Linked DNA regions of Mus musculus: region 2 is linked to region 1. The links are chromatin loops, found by intact Hi-C in ENCODE. Cell type or tissue: left cerebral cortex. All regions are shown on one strand. Links, peaks and the distances in the headings refer to the core of each region. The heading gives the core; the rest is flanking DNA.

The links. Peaks named below come from ENCODE experiments on the same cell type or tissue, not always from the same donor. Only the 100,000 strongest peaks of a DNase experiment are listed, where the experiment ranks them.
Region 2: a loop joins it to region 1, with 2.2 times the contacts of the local background. A loop is called at or near these places in 1 of 42 quality-filtered maps.

The regions. Positions count from the first base shown.
Region 1 is chr15:82,894,858-82,904,501 of GRCm38, reverse strand. All of the region lies in intron 1 of Tcf20 (transcription factor 20), which reads left to right. Tbrg3 (transforming growth factor beta regulated gene 3) reads left to right here and starts at 6,041. Exons shown (of 1, transcript NR_027799.1): 1 at 6,041-9,644. Gm20324 (predicted gene, 20324) reads right to left here and starts at 5,422. Exons shown (of 4, transcript NR_045068.1): 1 at 5,234-5,422; 2 at 3,430-3,783; 3 at 2,688-2,786. In left cerebral cortex, for the core only: CTCF peaks have their summits at 4,273 and 5,479; DNase peaks (open chromatin) are centred at 2,911, 4,367, 4,706 and 5,571; H3K4me3 peaks cover 2,172 bases; H3K27ac peaks cover 1,105 bases.
Region 2 is chr15:82,825,316-82,834,959 of GRCm38, reverse strand. It overlaps Tcf20 (transcription factor 20), which reads left to right. Exons shown (of 5, transcript NM_013836.3): 3 at 9,636-9,644. Among named protein-coding and RNA genes, the nearest start is that of Cyp2d26, 36 kb to the right of the region's middle. In left cerebral cortex, for the core only: no CTCF peak of the experiment used is centred there; a DNase peak (open chromatin) is centred at 4,841.

The DNA of each region.
Region 1 (9,644 bases), core at 1,653-6,652:
TTAAGTGAGCTAATGTTTAGACTGTGCCTCTCTTAGTGCTACAGTCAGATCATTCATCGTTAACCCTGAGCACTGAGTGACTTAGTGGGAGCTCTGGAGCCAGAAGGCTGGGTACCAGTCCCAGTTCTGCCTTCTGTTGGCTGCCTCACTTGGAACTAGTCACTCACCTCTCTGTGTGCTTCTTTCTGCTTAGTATCATGACTGGTGCCTCACAGGCTTTTAGTGAGAAGTAAAAACCATCACCTAGGGGAGGGACCCCATGCCTAGGAGGCAGGAAGAACACTTGCTTCCTATGGCCCAAATCCCAATTAAAGAAGTTGAGACCTTAAGTCAGGAGTGATTTGCTGAAGAGTACACACTGGGGAGAGCATATTGGTCTCCAGCTTTGTGATCTGTGTTGGTATTTCCATGTCAGTGGCTGCTCAGGCAGACTCCAGCCCAGTGGTTCAGTGCATTTCAAGTTGGGTGGAGAGCTGATGTTTCCTACCGTCTCCCTTCAGGGTCCTTCTTCATCTGTGGTTAAAATGACCTCTGCTAGGCATCAGTTCCACAGACGGTCGGTCTCCAGAGCCTCAGTGTACTGTGGAGAGAGACTGCCACCGAGTCCTTTGTTCTCTATGGTCTCTTTTCCTGGTCACCTGGAGACTTTGGACCTGCCAGCTCTCTGCCTCTTTTCCAAGTGACTACTTTTCCAAGTCCTTGAGCATTAGGAAGCTGGGCTGTTAAAAGTACAATCACTGGGGACCTAGGATAATCCCAGCTCTGCCTCTTTCAGGCTTAATGACTTTGGACAAGTTACTTGAATTCCCCTGTATCGGAGGCTGCATTTGTAAAGTGGGGTGTGACATCAGTATCAATCTCATCAGGTTCTCTCTTGAGCGTTGATTAGGGTGGTAAGGGGAAGTCTGCCCCGTTCCTGGTATCCTCTGGCTGTCTCATAATCAGCGATATGTATGATTTTTGTGAATATGCTGTCTTTTCTTGCAAAGTGTACCAGACACCAGACAGACGTGGGAAGGTCCAGTAACAACAACAACAACAACACAACAAAAGACAAACAGCCCAGTGGGACTAGTGGGAACCATGACTTTGATCTTGTAGGGCAGAGTGGAAGGGCAAGCTGGTGAGCAGAAGCCCCTTCACAAGAAAGATACAAGGCCTTGCAGGGCCACATCTTTGTCATCTTTTTCTACTGCTTTGGGCATAGGTCTCTTGTGCATAGCAGGGGCAATAGTTCCCTCCACATACAGTCTTGGGCATCCCCACCCAAGGCTTTAAAGCCTTTCTTCACCTTGCCTGAGAAAGCTTACAGTCTCAAAGACTGCAGGTGAACCTGTGGAATGAAGGCATGCCCAGAGCATCAAGCCATGCCTGAGCGCCTAAGCACGCTCAGTATCTCCGCTCTTGGCCTGGGGAAAATACCTGGCGTGGGACAGGCACTGCATAGTGTTGGGGGCAGTTTCCCCTTCTGTCCACCACAGACTTTTGAAAGCTGCAAGACTAGAGGTGAAGCCCCAGGATTGTGAAGTAGGAATCCAGGCTGTCTTCTTGGTGGGTCAGAGTTGTTAGCCAGTGGCCCCTCCCAAGAGAAAGGAGAGCAGGAGTCTGCTGAGGGATAAAGGTGAGGGCTGTTCCCTTGCTCAAGAGAGTCAGCTAGTATGGGGAAGGACGACACCAGCCTGCAGCTGAAACAGACACCCTGGCTCAGTTCTCACAAGTCACTGATCTGCTGAGCAGGGCCAGTCTCCTCAATCAATCCGTGCTGACAGATGGTAGCAGAATCAGTGACCTAGAGGCAGAAGGCTCCATTTGTAATCCCAGAGCGGCCCAGGTTCTTGGAGGAGGGCTGAGGAGTTTGTAATAAAAGGAGTGACACAGGGTTTCCAAAAGCCATCTCAGAGCCAGAGAAAGAGAGAAGGGATTAGTTTTGCCTCTGGAATTGATACACAGTGATTCCGTTCAATAGGTAGTTTAGAGTGGACTGGGTTAGGAGAGATGGGAGAAAGAAACAGCTCATTTACTTTGTTTTCTTTAAAAGACTACAAAGTATAGAAAGAAAACTGAGATGGATACATTTGAGACAAGGAGGATACAAGAGGCTGAAGCAAGCTGGGTGTAGTATTGTCAGGGCCGCGATCCCAGCACCCCAGAGGCTGAGTCTGGAGGATGATGACTTGAAGCCAGCCTCTGAGACTCTGTCTCAAAACAAAGTAACGACCCTGAGTTGTAGGACTTTGGGTAGCAATTAATTTCCCTGAGCTTTATCTGCTCAGCTGTTCTGGCCTCCAATTTACAGTGATATCCTTCTTTCAGTCTCCTGCATCCTTGGACTCCAAGCGTGTATCACAGTGCATGGTGGTGTTAGAGTTAGTTGTGTCTGGTACTGCATGAATTCTTGGTGCAGCTCTCATTAGATACTCTCAGTACCTATTAAGTGAGGTAACACTAGGGGGTCAGGCATGGAACTCAGCGGGGAGAAATGAGTTGTCCAGGCCCCCCACACAGCACAAGAGCACTACTACCTGTCTGCTGGTCATGATTTCAATGAATGTGTTTCCTCTGTGTGATAATTCAAAGGCATATGGTAGGGTCCCAGCAGATCTGGCTGTAAGAATGGGGCAAGCTTCCATGTGGTGGTCATCTGGATAGTGTTCTGAAAGGGACTGAAAGAGTAGGGAGGGGGCTACCGTAGGGAAGGAGGCAGGGACTGGACCCAGTGTTTCTCTGCATCCTGTTCCTCGTGAGCTCTCTGGTATCCTTCTTGTCCCCGTGAGGCAAAGTGAGACCTAGGAAGAAGGGAGAATGAGGAAATGGTGTCCCTTTATGAACTGGCTGGGGATGCCTTCAACACTGAGTCACCAAGAAGGCACATCTACATTCTCCTCCCTCCCACGCCCCTTGGTGCAGAAAACTTTAGAGGTTTCCAGTTCCTCCCACCTTTCTCATGGCAGTCTTGACACTAGCAGTAGCCAGGCTGTGGTCTCTTAAAAGCCTTAGTGGCTGAGAGTTTGAAAGAAACAGAACAATGGGAACAGCTAGAGGGCAGGGCCTGGCGGTCTATTCAGCTTTGCCGCTTTGCTCCGGAAGGGCTTGGCACTTTGCCTGTTGTCAAAGAGGTGTGGGGGAGTCAAATCTCCGGGAACAGCCAGACCTGCGTTGGACTAGCCCCTACTTGATGAGGTGGGCTGGGAGAAATCATTACCTTCTCCACCACATCCTCCTGATAGGGTCCCTAGAACCAGGATCCCTAGCTGTGCCTGGAATCACCAGACCCTCTGTGGGTGGCCTGAGGCTAGGGAGAGTGAAGTACTCTGGCTGGATAGAATGAAAGGTGAAAGGGTAAAAGCCAGGCCACAGGGATCTGTAGATCCCAAATATATGAAATCTGGTCCCCAGACCAACCACAACTGACTCCTGTCAGCATCTCACCTTACACCCAAAGCATGTTTGGATTCCAGTTTCCTCTCAAGTTGGGTTGCTTTAGAGGGGAAGCCACAGACTCCCCAACATCTAGGCTGGATGCAGGCTTAGTTTAGAATCAGTAGTTTTAGGGACACATAATTCAAACCTTCTCCTTCCTCTTGCATCTGTGAGGTCCAAAGTGGAGAGGTCTCTGAGTGTGCCAAAAGCAGGGTATAAATAGTCCAACCTCACCCTCTCCTTATTAGCTTCATTTTGCATAGCAGAGGGGTGGGCACACAGTAGGTACTGCCATCTAAGGCAGCAGTTCCAACCTAGGCGTCGGGACAGCTTTGGTAGTGAATGACCCTTTCACAGGAGAGGCTGTCAGAAAACAGAGATTACTATTCATAACAGTAGCAAAATTACAGTTATGAAGTAGCATTGACATAGTTTATGGTTAGGGTCACCACAATATGAACTATATTAATGGGTCAAAGCATTAGGAAGGTTGAGAACCACTGATCTATGAGACGGTGGTTGTACATGAGATTTTTCTTGAGGAAAAAGAAATTTAGCCCTTTGCTCTGTGAAGATATCTGAGGAACAAGGGAAGGCTGGCTAGGGCCTGAGGCATGGCCCTGGAAATCTCTTACTTCAGTTCTGGGCCTACCATCCAGGAGTGCAGAACCTCAGCACCACTGCAGACTACTGGTGTGGAAGTCTATTTTACACGTGAGGTAGGTTGGCTTCTTTGCTTTTAGAACGGAGGAAACTGAGTGTCAGAGACTGTTGTTCATCCAGGAACACCCAGTAGGCACCATGGGCAGAGAGTGCATCCGCACACACCAGGCCATGTTACCCACCTGGGCCCGGCGGACGTTAAGAAAGCGGGAGCCACCCTGGTGGCAGCTCAAGTAACTATACAAATTGCCACGGGCTTCAAGGGCTGCCAAAGGCGCGACTTCGGATTTGGAGGCTCTGGGAGAACTCCAGAAATCCCAGTAGAAGGTTCTGTGCCACTAACTCCCCAGAAAGTTGCTCTGGGGCACCCCACAAGGTAGCCTTAAGCGGAGGGCTGGAGGTAGCACTGGGCGCGTGGTCCCGGACCGCAGAGTAGGGGGTCTCCTTGCTGCGCCTCTCGACGCTGCCACACGCGGGTGGGCAGCGCGCCACCCCGCCCCCGGCCCCGCCCCCTGCGCCCGCCCCGCCCCGCCGCGCGCCCTCCCGCCCGCCCGCGCGCCGGGGCCCGGAGCCGCCTCATTGGCTGCGCGCCGTCACCTGACGCTCTGTTATTTCCTGTGTGTTGGGAGAATGGAGAGAAAAAACCCGGAGCCGAGCCGCCTTCGGCCCCTGCGAGGCGGCCACGGCCTCAGCCGGGGGAGCCCTCCCTGAGGCGCGCCGGAGCGGGGAGTGAGCCAGCGAGCGCGCGGGCCGGAGCGAGCCTCTAGGGGCCGCGGCCCCGGCCCGCCCCGCCGTCGGCCTGGGCGTCCGCGCTGGAGGCGGTGGAGGCACCCCCACCCCCACCCCGCGCCGCGCCGCCGCCCCCTCCCCTCCCAGCGCCGGCGGAGGCCGAGGGACGGGCCGGGGGGCTCCTGCAGGTAACCGCCGCCCGGCCTGAGGAGAAAGGGCAGCCCGAGGGGCCGGGACCGGGCCGCGCCGCTCAGGCTGGCTGCTGGGAGCACAGGTCGTGGCCCGGCCCGCCCTGCAAGTGCTGAGCCTCGGGAGTCGCGGAGCGGGCTGAGGGGACCGGCGTGGGCTGCCGAGGGGTCAACGGCCAGGACCGGCGTCAGGGCAGAGCGGCCGGAGGCTCTGGGGCTGCGGGCGGAGATACCTGGTCGTTGCGGCCTGAGGTGCTGAGGGGTCCACGTTCTTGGCAGCCCCGCGGGGACCGGCGTTGCTGGCCTCTTGGCCGGGGGCTGGGGGCGAGGCACCCGTGAAGGGCCGGGCTTGGAGCGGGCCGGGGAGGGGCCGGCTGGGGCTGGCGGAGCAGCCGCGCGAACACCTGAGGCCATGTGGATGCGGCTGCCTGTCGCCTGCCGGCGGCCCAGAGCAGGTACCCGGCGGCGGGGCGCGAGCTAGGGGCGCAGGATGCACTTCCTGTGTGGGGCGCTCTCCCCTCCCCCGCCGCGGTGAGCAGGGCAGGGCGCAGGGTCCCGCGGAGTCCACGAAGGAGCTCTTTCTCGCGGGTAGGGGATGGGAAGGCGAGGCTCTGAGTCTCTCTTCCTCATTCTCACGGAAAAGTGGTGGCTTATAGAAGAGTTTGCTATCCGGCCTGCGGCGGGAGGTGGGATGTCTTGAGTGCGCCGGGATGGGAGTGGAATTTAGTGTGTGTGTGTGTGTGTGTGTTGGGGGGGGGCAGTGGAGCTGCGGATTCCTCCACGGTTTGTGGGTGCGGACACCAGTTTTGCTTGCCTGCCTGTATTCAACTCCTTTGGGGACGAATCAGAATTAGGGGTTTCTACCCGAGCTCTGCGTTCTCCCTCCAGAGATTAGATGACTCTGGTAAATGCTATAAAAATGGATGGAATTTTTGAGCTATTATCTAACAGGCTGATCTTTGAATGATAATTGGACCCTTATGTTAACAGCCTTAGTGAAGAGTTTTATAAAAGATTTTACATGGGGTGGCATTGGCAGCTGGGGAAACGGCACTAAATTCTGATCTAGGAGGCCTGGAATGCACTTCCAGCTTGGCCACCAAATAAACTGTAGCCCTGGGCAAGTTACCTACCCTCTCATGCCTCAATTACACTTCTGTTAAAGACTCCCTTGCAGGCCAGACATTTCGAAGGTTTATTTGAGTTTGGTTTGGTGGTTCTTCCACTCCGGTTTTGTGCTCGCTCTCATTTTGATCATAGGAACTTTACTGAGAGATGTAAGATGCGCCTCACTGGCTTGAGAAGTAACTTGGTCAGGGTAGTTTGTGCTCAATTCCCAGTGCTTTTCTGTGCTTCTGAAGAGAAAACGCACACTATTAATAGCAGTCTAGCTTATGTTGAATGCACATTATTATGCTTTTTTTTTTTCCTTTGTGATAAGAGTTTTCCGAAAAAGCACTGGCTAATTGGGAAATATGGATGCGATGATTGGGTCTGTTTTTGTTGGAAGCCCTTTCCACGTGGGGAAGGGATGCTATTTCAAGATCTTTTAGGTGACTCTTACTTGGCTAACTTCAAATTCCAATTTCAGTCTTGGAGTAGGGATAAAGTAGAATTAGCTATGCGATGTAGTAGGCTTGCAGAATTAATATCCACCTCAGGATGCAGTAAATGGTTTGCATCCCCGGTTTATTCCTAGTGGTAGCAGGGTACTTCCCTGGCAGATGCTGAAGAACCCGTTAGTTTTACTGATTTTCTGGTGTGTGAGGGCCCTGGGCCATATGCTTTTGAATGGTAAGTACTCTTAGACCAACTTGGATTTTGCTCTTGTTTGTGGAAGACTTTGTTTTGTTTTGTTTTTGTTTGTTTTTTTGTTTTTGCTCAATTCCCCATAAAATATAGCTCACTATGGTTTTTTTAGATCATTTTTTAAAAAATTTTGGTCTGTATAGCCTTAATGGTCTTTAAACGTGGATGGCAAAATGGGCTCATAATGTTTATCTTGTGTATGTGTTAAAAGAAGGTTTTCTTTTATATTAGTTAAAATCATGCCTGTCACATAAGGAGACACTTAAGATTATACATATGAGTTATTTGGAATTTTTTATTAGGACTTGAATTATGACCTCATGTTTACTGTATGATTTGAAAAAGTGCCAGTTACTTGAATTAGAAGCACCTCTCACACTCAAGTATGTATTATGCTTGTTTTATGGCTTATGAAAAAATTACTATAAAGCTTTACTGTGGTAGTTTGTGAGTGTGTATGTATGTACGTATGTATATGAGAGATCTTACATAGGTAAGATAGTAGGAGAATTGCCTTTATTAAGTTTTAACTTAGAGAGGAAAGGAAGCTAACATTTACGTTAAAAACAAAAACAATGTATGGACTTAGGCCAAAGAATTCTAAACTGTCCTAAAATGTCTACCCAGTGGACCTAAGAGTTCATTATTCCTTCTCCACAGAATACATAAGCTAGTGAGAGGTGGAGCTTGAATATAACTCTTCTCTCCTAGGTCCCAAAACTTGTTACCAGGTTCCTTTTAACTCAGGGCCTGCTCAAGGGGCAGATTAGTTAGTATGGGTGGCCCTAAAATACTTAGCTTTCTACTGTCATTCTGCTCTACTGGCTCTTTAAAACAAACAAACAAACAAACAAACAAACAACAGCACAACAAGCAATAACAACCAAACTGGTGAATATGAAATTTGGAGCTGGGTGAAATACTGGAAGGTGGTTTCTGTGACCCTTGGGAATTTTCTTAACTTTCAGTTTGTCCTTGCTTGGCCAGTTTTGCTGGTATGCCTAAGATTTAATTTGTAAGACGTTTCTCTTTCTTATCTACTTCTGCCATTTTGTCTTGAGCTGAAAACATAACCTGAAAGAGCAAGAGAAGTCATAAAAGGTTGTCTTTCTTGTTGCCTGTGTGACTGGTTTGCAAGTGTTCAGGAACCATGTCATGATTGCTTTCACTTTGGCCAAGTGAGACTTTTTTGACATAAATTTATGAAAAACAGAACTTGTCCCAGGATGCCTTAAGCATTACTCCCTCTTGGGGGAGTATTTTTAGTTTTAGGCCCTTGAAAGTCTTGTGGAGGTGATACTGGGGATTGAGAGCAGTCTCAATTGTGCTAGACAGGCAGGTATTCTGCTAGTGAACTATATATACACCCAAGCTTCCCAAGGAGCTTGTCATGACCATGGTACCCACAGTACAGAGGAAAAGAGTCTCATGGTGACAAAATTCAGAGTTTCCTATATTAGGGCCGTGCTTGCTTTGAGGTAATGCACAGGACTAGCAGGAAGATATGCTATGTAACAGGAGTTGTTGGTATAGCTGTGGCTTTATTTGGTGGTTCTTTATGGATTTAAGAACATAGAGCTGGCTGTGGTGGTATATGCTTTTAGTCCCAGTACTCTCAAAGGCAGGCAGGTCTCTATGACTTTGAGGCTAGCCTGGTCTACATAGTGTTCCAGTCTCAAAAACAAACAAACAAACAAACAAAAAAAACAAAAGAAACTCTCTCTGTAGGATTGGGACACTTGACTATTAACACAATATGGAGATGGTTTCTTTGTTTGTACATTGTATCCCTAAATGTTGATTAAAATCCTCTTGTATATGTCAGGCCATTTGCATTAATAGATGTTCATGGGCTACATTAAAAGGTAGAAGAAGTGGAAAGCAGACTATAAACAGTAAGTAAATAAGAATGTCATATAGTAATAGCAACAAAGAGAATAAAAAAATATAGGTGGATGTGTTGGTTCCTGCTTATAATCTGGGAACTCATGAGACAGAAGCAGGATTGTGAGTTTAAAGCCAGCTTGAGCTACATGAGCAAGTCTATCTGGAAAAGAAAGAAAAGAAGCTTAATATGATAATGACATAGAATGCTGCTTTAGATTGGTTTCAAAGATGGTCCCTGTTTTGTAGACATTTCTCTCAGCTGCGTGGACAGATTTAATCTTTAGGACAAGTAAAAAATGTTAAGTAATTTACTTTGGCCTTGAACATCTGGGAAAAAATACCGAGGGCCACTGCTAGGAAATGTTGTTCCCTTCTCATAGTCTGCTACCACCATTAAACATATGCTTTCTGTAACAAATGTGTTTTATCCCATACTTACAAAACAACACACAGAACCTGTTTCCCATTTATGTGGCCAGCCACAGTAGTAATCAAGGACATACCTGGAGAAGTAGTACCCTTGTTCATCTCAAGAGATCCTACTCCCCCACGCCCCCCCAACTTGGCTGGCTCATTCGCACTATATATATAGCTGAGGATACTCTGGTTTCTCTTCAGATTGTATTAATCTTTCGCCTTTTACTATATAGCTGAGGATGACCCTGAACCTCTGATCCTCCTACTTCCTCCTCCTAAGTTCTAGGATCAGACATGCACTACTACTGCAATTAAGAAGAATTCCTACTTTTTATTAGGCACAGTGAATATTTTTCAGGCTTCCTAAGTAATAGTTTTTACTTTTAGTCATAGAAGTGAAACCAGGGCTGAACTGAAACTGAGGTGTGGGGATAACATCAAAAGGCCTCATTGTAACTGAACTCTAAGGAAGCATTTCTCCATGTTATACATTGTGGACCAAGACACAATCAGGATAAGAAACCAGTTAGT
Region 2 (9,644 bases), core at 2,618-7,617, 71 kb after region 1:
TGATTAAGTTCCTGGTAGCTTTATGCATTTCCAAAACCATAAGCATAAATAAATTCCTTTCTACTGGATAGAGCAGCTTTGCCTGATAGGACTTTGATCTACAAAGTCTTAGTTATTCAATTGAAAGTTTACGTAGATGAGAGTGCTTGGGAGACAGACAGAGGCCTGAGCAAGAAATTGTGAATTAAATGCAAATATAAGTGCACAGAGAGTTAGTAAAAAATAAAGGTTCTTAGTGCAGAAGGTTAGGACCATTTTTGGAGATTGGTGTTTTAGTAGTATCTTTACTGGTTAGAAATCTTATTAGATGTGTCTAATTATGGCAGATACTATGTTAAATCAGAGATTTTATTTGGGTAGCTAATGGATAAGCAGTTTCTTTTGTATTTGGTTTCACAGATGGTCTGAGCCCTAGAGAGAAGCAGTGCTATAAAGAGTCACTTCCCTCGTGTGATTTCAGTTAAAGATGGCCTGCTTGCTTTACAAAACACAAAATGTAACCATTCTTTTATCCAGCTAGTATACTGTTTGACAATTGGTAAAATAAAAATATGCAACTTAGAATTCAAGGTTTTAAGCTCTGTCTATAAGACACACTTCTACACTTCTGAAGGTGCTGCCCTCCCCATCACTGGGCTGCTGCAGGTTTCTGCTCCTGCTGGGTTCAGCCTTTTCTCAGATTTGCAGAGGAAAGGTGCTAATTTACTTCCTTAAGCCTAGTCCAGGCTCAGCACTTAGAACCCCTCCTTTCTAACCTCTTAACATAAATCCCTTTTCTTAATATGGAAAAAAACTTGCTAAGAGAAAACATTTCCAGGCAAGTTGTGTGATTTTTTTTTTTCTTGGACTGAAAAAGAAACCCTCTGATGAAAATTATTTTAGCAAAGTATATATACCTGTGAGTAAGATAAAATACAAACCAATTAAAAACAAGCAGCTGGACAGCCCACAGAACCATCACTGCTGAAGCCTGTTGCTGGCGCATAATAACCATAGTTCTGACAGTAAGAATATGGGTGTACTTTGCAAGAGAAACATGACTAAAGCAAACCTTGTGAGTAATGTTTTAATACCTAGAAGGAATGGGGAATGGATTTTAACTTAAATTGTTGCAAGTGGATGAATTTTGTTTGTGAAATTGCTTTGGATTGCTTTGTTTACCTTCTTAAATTATTATTATTATTGCTGATCCTGAAGACTAAAACTACAGAGAATCGGAGTTAGGGAATTGCAGAGCATTTAAAACCCACAGCAAGTGGCTAGTACCTGTGCCTACTATAATGACAGATCAAGTTCAGCCCATGTGTGATAATTATGAGCTTTCCTCTTTATGGATAACTTGTTAGGAATAATTACTGCTACCCACCTCAGTACCACATGTTTGTTTATCATCATCTGTAGTGCTCACACTGAAGCAAGATGACTGAGCATACGTAAAGATATTGTGCGTGAAATGTTTAGCAACTACCCCCCCTGTTCTCCAACCTGGTCTCCTGCTGCTGAAATGGAAAGTAACAGAAAATGACGAGAAATGCCACTGTTAGTTTTTGTTGCTTTTATACAGAGCATCCTAGGAGTGCCCTATGTGGCCCCCCTTTTAGAAAGAAAGAAAGAAAGAAAGAAAGAAAGAAGGAAAGAAAGAAAGAGAAAGAAAGAAGGAAAGGAAGGAAAGGAAAGGAAGGAAAGGAAGGAAAGAAAAGAAAGAAAGAAAGAAAGAAAGAAAGAAAGGAAGAAAGAAAGGAAGAAAGAAAGGAAGGAAGGAAGAGAAGGGAATAAAAGCAAGCAAGCAAGCTTTTGGCCTTCTTTGTAATAAGCATGTTCAGGGCTTTTTGTTTTATTTTTCTCCTTTAACCAGTGCCTTATATAACAAGATCCTCTTTACACTTCTCAGCTGGATATTTATCTCCATGTTACTGACTTAAAGACATACAAACACACCAGTCTTTCAAAGTCCAAGAGATAATGAGCAAGCCAGCTTGGTCTACAGAGTGAGTTCCAGGACAGCCAAGGTTACACAGAGAATGAATAAATGAATGAATGAAATAGACAGACAGACAGACAGAGATAAATAGAGCAAACAAGAAGCATTGGTGTGGTCTTTTTAACCCTTTTTCTTGCTAAATGATAAAATCTAATGTCTAAGTTGTGTGTACTATAATATATTCTTCCCTGATCAAGGTTGTAACTAAGTTCTGCTATCCTGGCAGGTGAAACACAGAAATTTTGTAAAGATGAAGGAAAAAAGCCTTCAAACTTGATTGAAAAAATTCTGATTTCATTGTAAACTGAAGGTAGGCCATACCTATGGACACAGGCAATAAGAATGCTCTCCTCTTGGCCCAGAGTGGTGGAGGCCAGGAACATCATTAAGAGAGGCTGACACTTACACTGGGATTTTGATCCCACATTTTGCTTTTTTTTTTTTTTTTTCTTCTTTTTTTGCATTATTTCTGGAGCCAACTACACCCCACAACTGCCACTCCCTTACCCAGAGATACTAACTGTGGGCAGTTTTTAAATGTAGCTTGAAAGGCGTTCTCAAGGGAATACTTTTCAGCTTCAGTAGCACAACTTTTCTGGTTATATATCCTAGTGGCCTTGAGCTTGCCTGCTCGTATGTGCCACTTTGCCCAGAAGACCCCCCCTCTTTTTTTTTTTTTTTTTTTTTTACTTTGAAAAAATTTACACTTGTTTATTATTTTTATGAATGTATGCTGTGGTCCACATGTGGAATTCACAGGACAGCTTGTAGGAGGAGCCTGCTCTCTCCTTCAAGTCGGTCTAGTCCTAGAACTACTTTTTGATGGGAGGTCTTATGGGAGTGAGGATGGACAGTTTTATTGAGAGATTGTTTCTATCTTTGGGGACTTTGAGCTATATGTGATTTTTTTTTTTTCTTTTCCTTCCTTCTTTCCTTTTCTTCCTTTGATTTCTTTCCTCTTTCGTTCCTTAACTTCCTTCCCTTCCTTTCTTTCTTTCCTTTCCCTCTCCCTCCTTCCCTCCCTCCCTCTTTTCTCTTTTCTTTTTTTTCCTGTCTTGTCTTGTCTTGTCTTGTCTTGTCCTGTCCTGTCCTGTCCTGTCCTGTCCTGTCCTGTCCTGTCCTGTCCTGTCCTGACCTGTCTTTTCATACAAGGTGTCTTGCTTTAAGTCAGCTGGCCAGACTTAATTCTTCTGCCTTCTGGCTTACAGGTGTACCACCATGACGGATGTGATGTAGTTGCTCAGATTGGCTTAGTAAGCCCTTCTCAGATTGTCAGTGGTTTTGAACTCTTGCTAATTCTTTCATTTATGTGTTCATGTGTATTTCAGTCCCCATTTAAACATCTTCAAACAAGAGACTTTTTAAAAAAAGAGTATTGCTCAACCATGGAAGACCTGAGAGTGGAAGTCCAGTGAAAGTAAATAGTAGCCAGGGGTTTAATCTGCCTTAATTTAATAGACTATTAGATATTTACTGTACCCAAGTTTTGACATTAGTAGATGCCAAGAATGTAACACATGTACAAAGATCTTTTATGTTTTTTATAAATCAAATAATTACATTTTTTGTTGTTTGTAAGATTCTTTTACAGTGATTTTACACATTTGCGAGGAAAGTAAAGCAAGTGTCCCCATTTTACAAGAGTAGGGTTGATAGGATGGCTTTTTGACCCTCAGTCTTTTGTTCACAAGACCTGTGCTGTTTTGGATCAGGATAATAGTCAAATTAGACCAACCATGTTTAGTCTAAAGTGTCAATCAAACCTGGAGACTTTGTGTTAAGTACAAAAGTGGGTTTTAACCAGTGAGTGCTGCTAACGTGACTGCTAGCTGACTTCTTGTACTTTTGAGGCCCGGATTTAATGAATTCAGGTTTTGAAATTGACACTTGCAGAACAGCTGTGGGCCTTGAGTAATACTAGTACATCTGTGCACCTATCAGAGCGTCAAACAAATGGGCCTGAAGATCAAGTACTGTGGCCTGCCTCGGCGCTCTGAGTTGGATGTGAGGGACACTTGGGCTATGCTGCTGCTGCTTCTTAAAAAAGATTTTATTTAATTTATAATGTGAGTACACTGTCACAGTCAGATCTCATTACAGATGGTTGTGAGCCACCGTGTGGTTGCTGGGAATTGAACTCAGGACCTTTAGAAGACCGATGGGTGCTCTTAACTGCTGGGCCATCTCTCCAGCCCTCAGGGTATGGTTCTAGGGCTGGCATGAGTGCCATCCTCCAAGACAACATACGTTGTGCTCTCAGATAAGAACTTTGATAGAGAAACCTCAGGAGATAATCTTGCTCCAGGAAAAGACTAAAGCCTACTCTGTCGTGGCCAACACTTTAAAGCCTCTGGAAAGTAAGTTAATGGGATAAAAAGTTGCATCCCATGGCCATAAAGGGTAGTGTAATGCCTTGGCTAGAGACCATATTGCAGTCATGTAGCAGGAGTACATAGTGAGCTTCACAGATGTTTCTGCCCTAGATATAGGAGGTATAATTAAGAGAGAATAAACATCTTGCTGGTAGCCAAAGATGAATACTTTTCCTACATTTCCCCAAGCATCAGCTTTTTAATGAATATTGAAAAAGTCAACTTCATTAGTTTTCTTTAAGGCTCTAATGTGTATTCCTTGTATTCTTTCCATCAGCCTGTGTTTTCAGTGTGCCTGGTCCAGGGGTGCTAGAGTAAGTACTGTAGGCATGAACAAAAGAATGCAGTGCTGAAAGCTAGGATACAGGCTGACAAGGCTTGCTCAGAATTGATCGGTATCGAAGCACTGCCCAACTGCTGCAGTGCTCGAGGCTGCTCAGCGATGTTCTTAGGCAGCTTATTCAGGTCACTGTTAGCTCGCAGAGGGAAATGTTGTTGTGGGCGTGAAGAGTTATACAGTATTCTTCCTTTGCAGCCTCCCTCAGATGAGGATTTGATGGCTCCTAGTTGATTTAGCCACTGTAGTTTGCCACTTCAAGTCACCAAACACTGCTTCTAGACACTTGTGAAAGGCTAGGCTGCATGAATGTTTTTTAAAATATGCCCAGAAACTAAGACATCTTGTAATTTATTGACAAGTTTCTGGTGTCTAGAAATATAAGGATTTTATGTTTTGTTTTTTTGTTTTTGTTAGAGTTGCTTAATTTTTACTCTTTTTTCTATTAAAAGAAATTAAATGAAAATTTCTCTTCCATTGTCAGTTTAAGATGTTATCTATTTGAAAAAAAGCATCTTAGTGTGATGCCAACATACCTATAATCTTAGTATCTATAGGAGGCATGTGGACCTTTATAAATTTGAGATCAGTCTAGCCTACATAGCAAGTGCACAGGCCATGTCAAGGCTTTAAAAAAAGGAAAGGAAGGAAATTAAATTCAAGGCTAGTCTGAGCTATATGAGACCCTATCTCAAAAAAGTTAAAATGTGTCAAGATTTAAAGTCATAATGTAGCTTGCACTGAGCCTGTTCAGTCTGGGTACTGCCACTGCTCTGCCTGCTCACTCTTCCTCAGTCAAGGACACTTGCTATGGTGGGGCTTAGTGTGATATAATTACAGTGTGGGAAAAGTGAAGGGAAAGTTTTTCTTCAGGGAAAACGAGTAAAAATCTAATTGGAAGTTATACTGGCTAAAGTACAGGTTAGGGTGTAGAGCAGACACATGGAGAATTTATAGAAATTGGTTTTTATATTTTGTCTTTGTCAATTGGCACATGGGAGGCACATTGATTGATTGATTGATTGTTTAGAATTTCTCTTGTTTGATTGTTTTGTTTTGTTAAGTAGACCAGGCTGGCCTGGAACACAGAGCTCCACCAAGCTGCCTCGTGAGTACTGGGATTAAAAGCATTAGTTTAATTAGCCAGACAGTGGTGGCGCACGCCTTTAATCCCAGCACTTGGGAGGCAGAGACAGGTGGATTTCTGAGTTCGAGGCCAGCCTGGTCTACAGAGTGAGTTCCAGGACAGCCAGAGCTACACAGAGAAACCCCTGTCTCCAAAAAAAAAAAAAAAAAAAAAAAAAAAAAAAAAAAAAAAAGGCATTAGTTCTTGTAAACTGTTGGATGGTTAAATGAATGAACGGAACTAAGAGAAGCATGACAGGGTGAGGAGTGTAGAATTTGTGGTTAGTAGGAAAAGCTATAGGTCTGTGTTCTTTGCTTTAGTTTCTGCTTCTTCACCTAGAAAAAAGGAAAAAAAAATGAACAGACTCACTGTGCCACCTTTGGGGACCTTGAGATAGCAAAGCTGACTTGATGAAAAGGCAATGAAATTGTATTGTTTCCCATGAGGGAGAAATTTGTTACATTAAAGAATGTAAGAGAAAAATGAGCAGTCACTTCTGTGTCACTGTGAGCTGCTCAGTAATGCCTTGCCATGATTTCCTTGCCATGACATACACATGCCTGTTGCATTACAGGTTTTTGTTTTTTTGTTTGTTTGTTTTTTTGAGACAGGGTTTCTCTTACAGTTTTTAGGTTACAAGTCCAATGTGAGCCCCACTTGGTGGAATTTGGTTGTTATCTGTGCTCTGCCCTCTTTCTGGAAGCGTAGAGACGATTTTTGCTCACCTTTTTTGAGCTATAACTACCTGCATTCTTTGGCTTGAGGCCCTTTCTTCCATCTCACATGAGCCTGCTCCCATTTCTACATCTCTCTGAAGCCTACATCTCGGCCCCACTCTGAGAGGATCTTTGTTTTATCAATGTGTTGAAAATAGATCCATACCCAGATGATTAGTGCACTGTCCCCGCCTTGAGACTTACTTCTCTACAAAAGCATTAAAAATCACTGACACTGGGAATTCAGATGAACATCATTGGAGGCCTCAGTTCTGCTTTCACACCCATAATCTTTAGTTTGCTGTATAGGGTATACAGAAGTCTAGTAGAGAAAACACTAAATAACTCTCAGAAAACATAAATTCTAGCCAGTCCTTTAAATTCATGGGTCTGTGTTTTAAGTTAAGGAGTTAACTAATGGTTCTGAATCTGCATTGTGTATTACAATGACTTAGAGTGAGGATTTGCCCTTCCTGTTTAGCTCTTCGTGCTGTTTCTGGTCTCCACACTATAGTTGTGTGAAGCATACTTATAATCCTTATAATCCCTGCAGGATCTGTTTTTTAGGTGCAATGTAGTCAGTTTTATTGCACTTTTAAAAATTTTGTCTGTATGAATATTTTGGCTACATGCTTGTGTGTACCACATTAGTGCCTGGTGCCTCAGGAAGTCATTAATTACATCCCCTGGAACTCTGGTGTTAGAAAGCGGCTGTGGGTGCTGGAAACAAAACTTGGGTCTTCTGGAAGAATATCAGCTGTTCTTGACCACTGATCCATCTCTCCAGCTCCATATCATCACTTTAGTTGAAAGAGGCAGGTTGCTTTCAGAGCTCCTACAAAGGACAAAGCAACTGGTGTTTAAATAGGAAGGGAACAGATATCCATGTTCCAGTCCCTTGTTTTCTCTGTTCTCATCTGTAAATGAGTGATAACAAGGCCACTTTATGGGTGATTGTTAACTTTTTGATCTGTAGGACATGTGTAGAGTGTCATTGGCCTGTAGTGATCTTGGGTAACATAATAGCGGTTCTGAGCCAGCCACTATTTTAAGTTTGGATTGATGCATACAGTACTGACCATTTCTGTGAGGTGAGCACTGTTTGTACTGTCCTTAAGTGTGGATTCAATAAAGGTTAGGAAATTGGTAGGTCAGACATAGTAAGATTGTAGAGTCTGTGTACTTAATTCTTCCTTGCCCAATACCACGTCAGATAATAGTCTCGTCCTGTATCAATTATGGAATGTTGACTATAAGTTTTAAGATTAGTTGAAAAGAGGGGGTGGGGACATGAGCATGCGCTTATGCATATTGCCTGTCTCTGTTGTCCTGTAAAAGTCTGGATATGCAATTCTTGGATTGGTTGGGTTAGTACTCAAGAGTGTCACAATAAGTCTAAGTCTCTCATCTTCCCACTCTGCTGTAGTCAAGAGAGGCTGAGCAAGATGATCTGGTTTTCTGCTTGGTTGGTTGGTTGGTTGGTTGGTTTTGTTTTGAGACAGGGTAGTAGCCCTGCTCTGTTCTGGAACTCACTGTGTAGACCAATGAACTGAAATGTCAGGCTGATTTGAAATTCAGAGATTTGCCTGCCTCTGCCTCTTCCTCTAGAATGCTGCCCATGTTGCAGAAGCACCTTTGCTTGTAGACTTTCAAGAGTTCTTGGTGCATCCATTTTTATTGACTATCATGAACTGAGAGTCATCCTCCAAGATGGAGAGGGCCTGAAACTCAAACCCTCTGGATAAATGATTGCTTGGGTACCTTGTATAAGAAAAGTAGATTAGTAGGAACAGTTGACAGTCGGCCACTGATAGATTGGCTGTCTTCTGTTTCTTTGGTTTGGTGATGGGGCCTTTTTTCCTGAAGGAGGTATAGATGTAGAAAACCTGGAGATTCCACAAGTGTTCTTAACTGCCTTTGGTTTACTCCAGGCTAAATGATCTTTGCTTTCTTCTCATAGGTGCAAGTAAACATTTACTGATTATTTACCCCACAAGGTTCTTGGTCTTCTGAGAGGGAGGTATTTTTCTCCAAGAGACATTATTACCTGTGACCTAATGCTAGGTCCTGCCCCTCTGATACTTTACCTATTTACAGTGGACATGTGCAGGTCTTATCAGGTGAATGCATTAATCCATATTCTTAGCTATTTCATCATGGTGAACATTTAGGCTCCACAGTTGCCAGTGTTCTGGGAGCTTAGCCAGCTCAGAATTAAGGGTTTAAGAACCACACATATTTTATTTTTCATAGAAGCAGGAACAAATACCTGTGTCTTCTGGTTAGCCTTCCTGGTGGGTCATGACCACACCCAGGAAAGTTGAATAATCTGCATCCTTCCTTAGTAGGGCCTCATGTGGTTGTGTTTTGGTAATGTTGATAGTATAGACAGTATGAGTACTCTCAATAGCCACAACAAGGTGACAACAGAGATGACCATATAAGGAGGAACACTGCAATCAGAGAATAGTGTCTCACTTAGCCAGAAATTCATGGCAGATTTCCTAGTACATTTAAAATAGGATTCATGTACAAAAATAGCATTTACATACAGGAACTCATATTTTCTGTAAAGAAATATACTTGTATTGGGCATTTAGGATAAGTAGATCAAAATTAAAAATAAAATCTTATAAATATAAAAACTAGAAACCAAGTCCCACTTTTAATTGTAAAAAGTTTCTATATGTGTTGTGTATATATATACCTTCACTCTCCTCCTACACAAGATTTCTGTGGCAGAAATAGAAGCAGGGTCTACAGACAACACATGATAGCAGAAAGAAATTTCAGTAGAGCAGGGAGTGGGTAAATAGGCAGGTTTGGGGTAGCACACTCACTGGTGTGTCTGCCACATACTGTAGAGTGTGGCTTGCCCTAGTGTGTTCTGCTTGATGTGAGTTCATCCATAAGGCCTAGCCTAGAACAGTGCTATATCTCTTCCATTGTGTGGTCAGCAAGTGGTAGAGACCTACCAACCTAGCCTACCACCACAGATCCCTCCAACCACAAAGGCCATGCTGAGACCGAACTAATGAGGTAGGGAAGGCCTGCAAGAAAAGGGCTGGTCTAGAGTTACTAACATGCCTTATTTTCCTTTCAGAAATGCTCC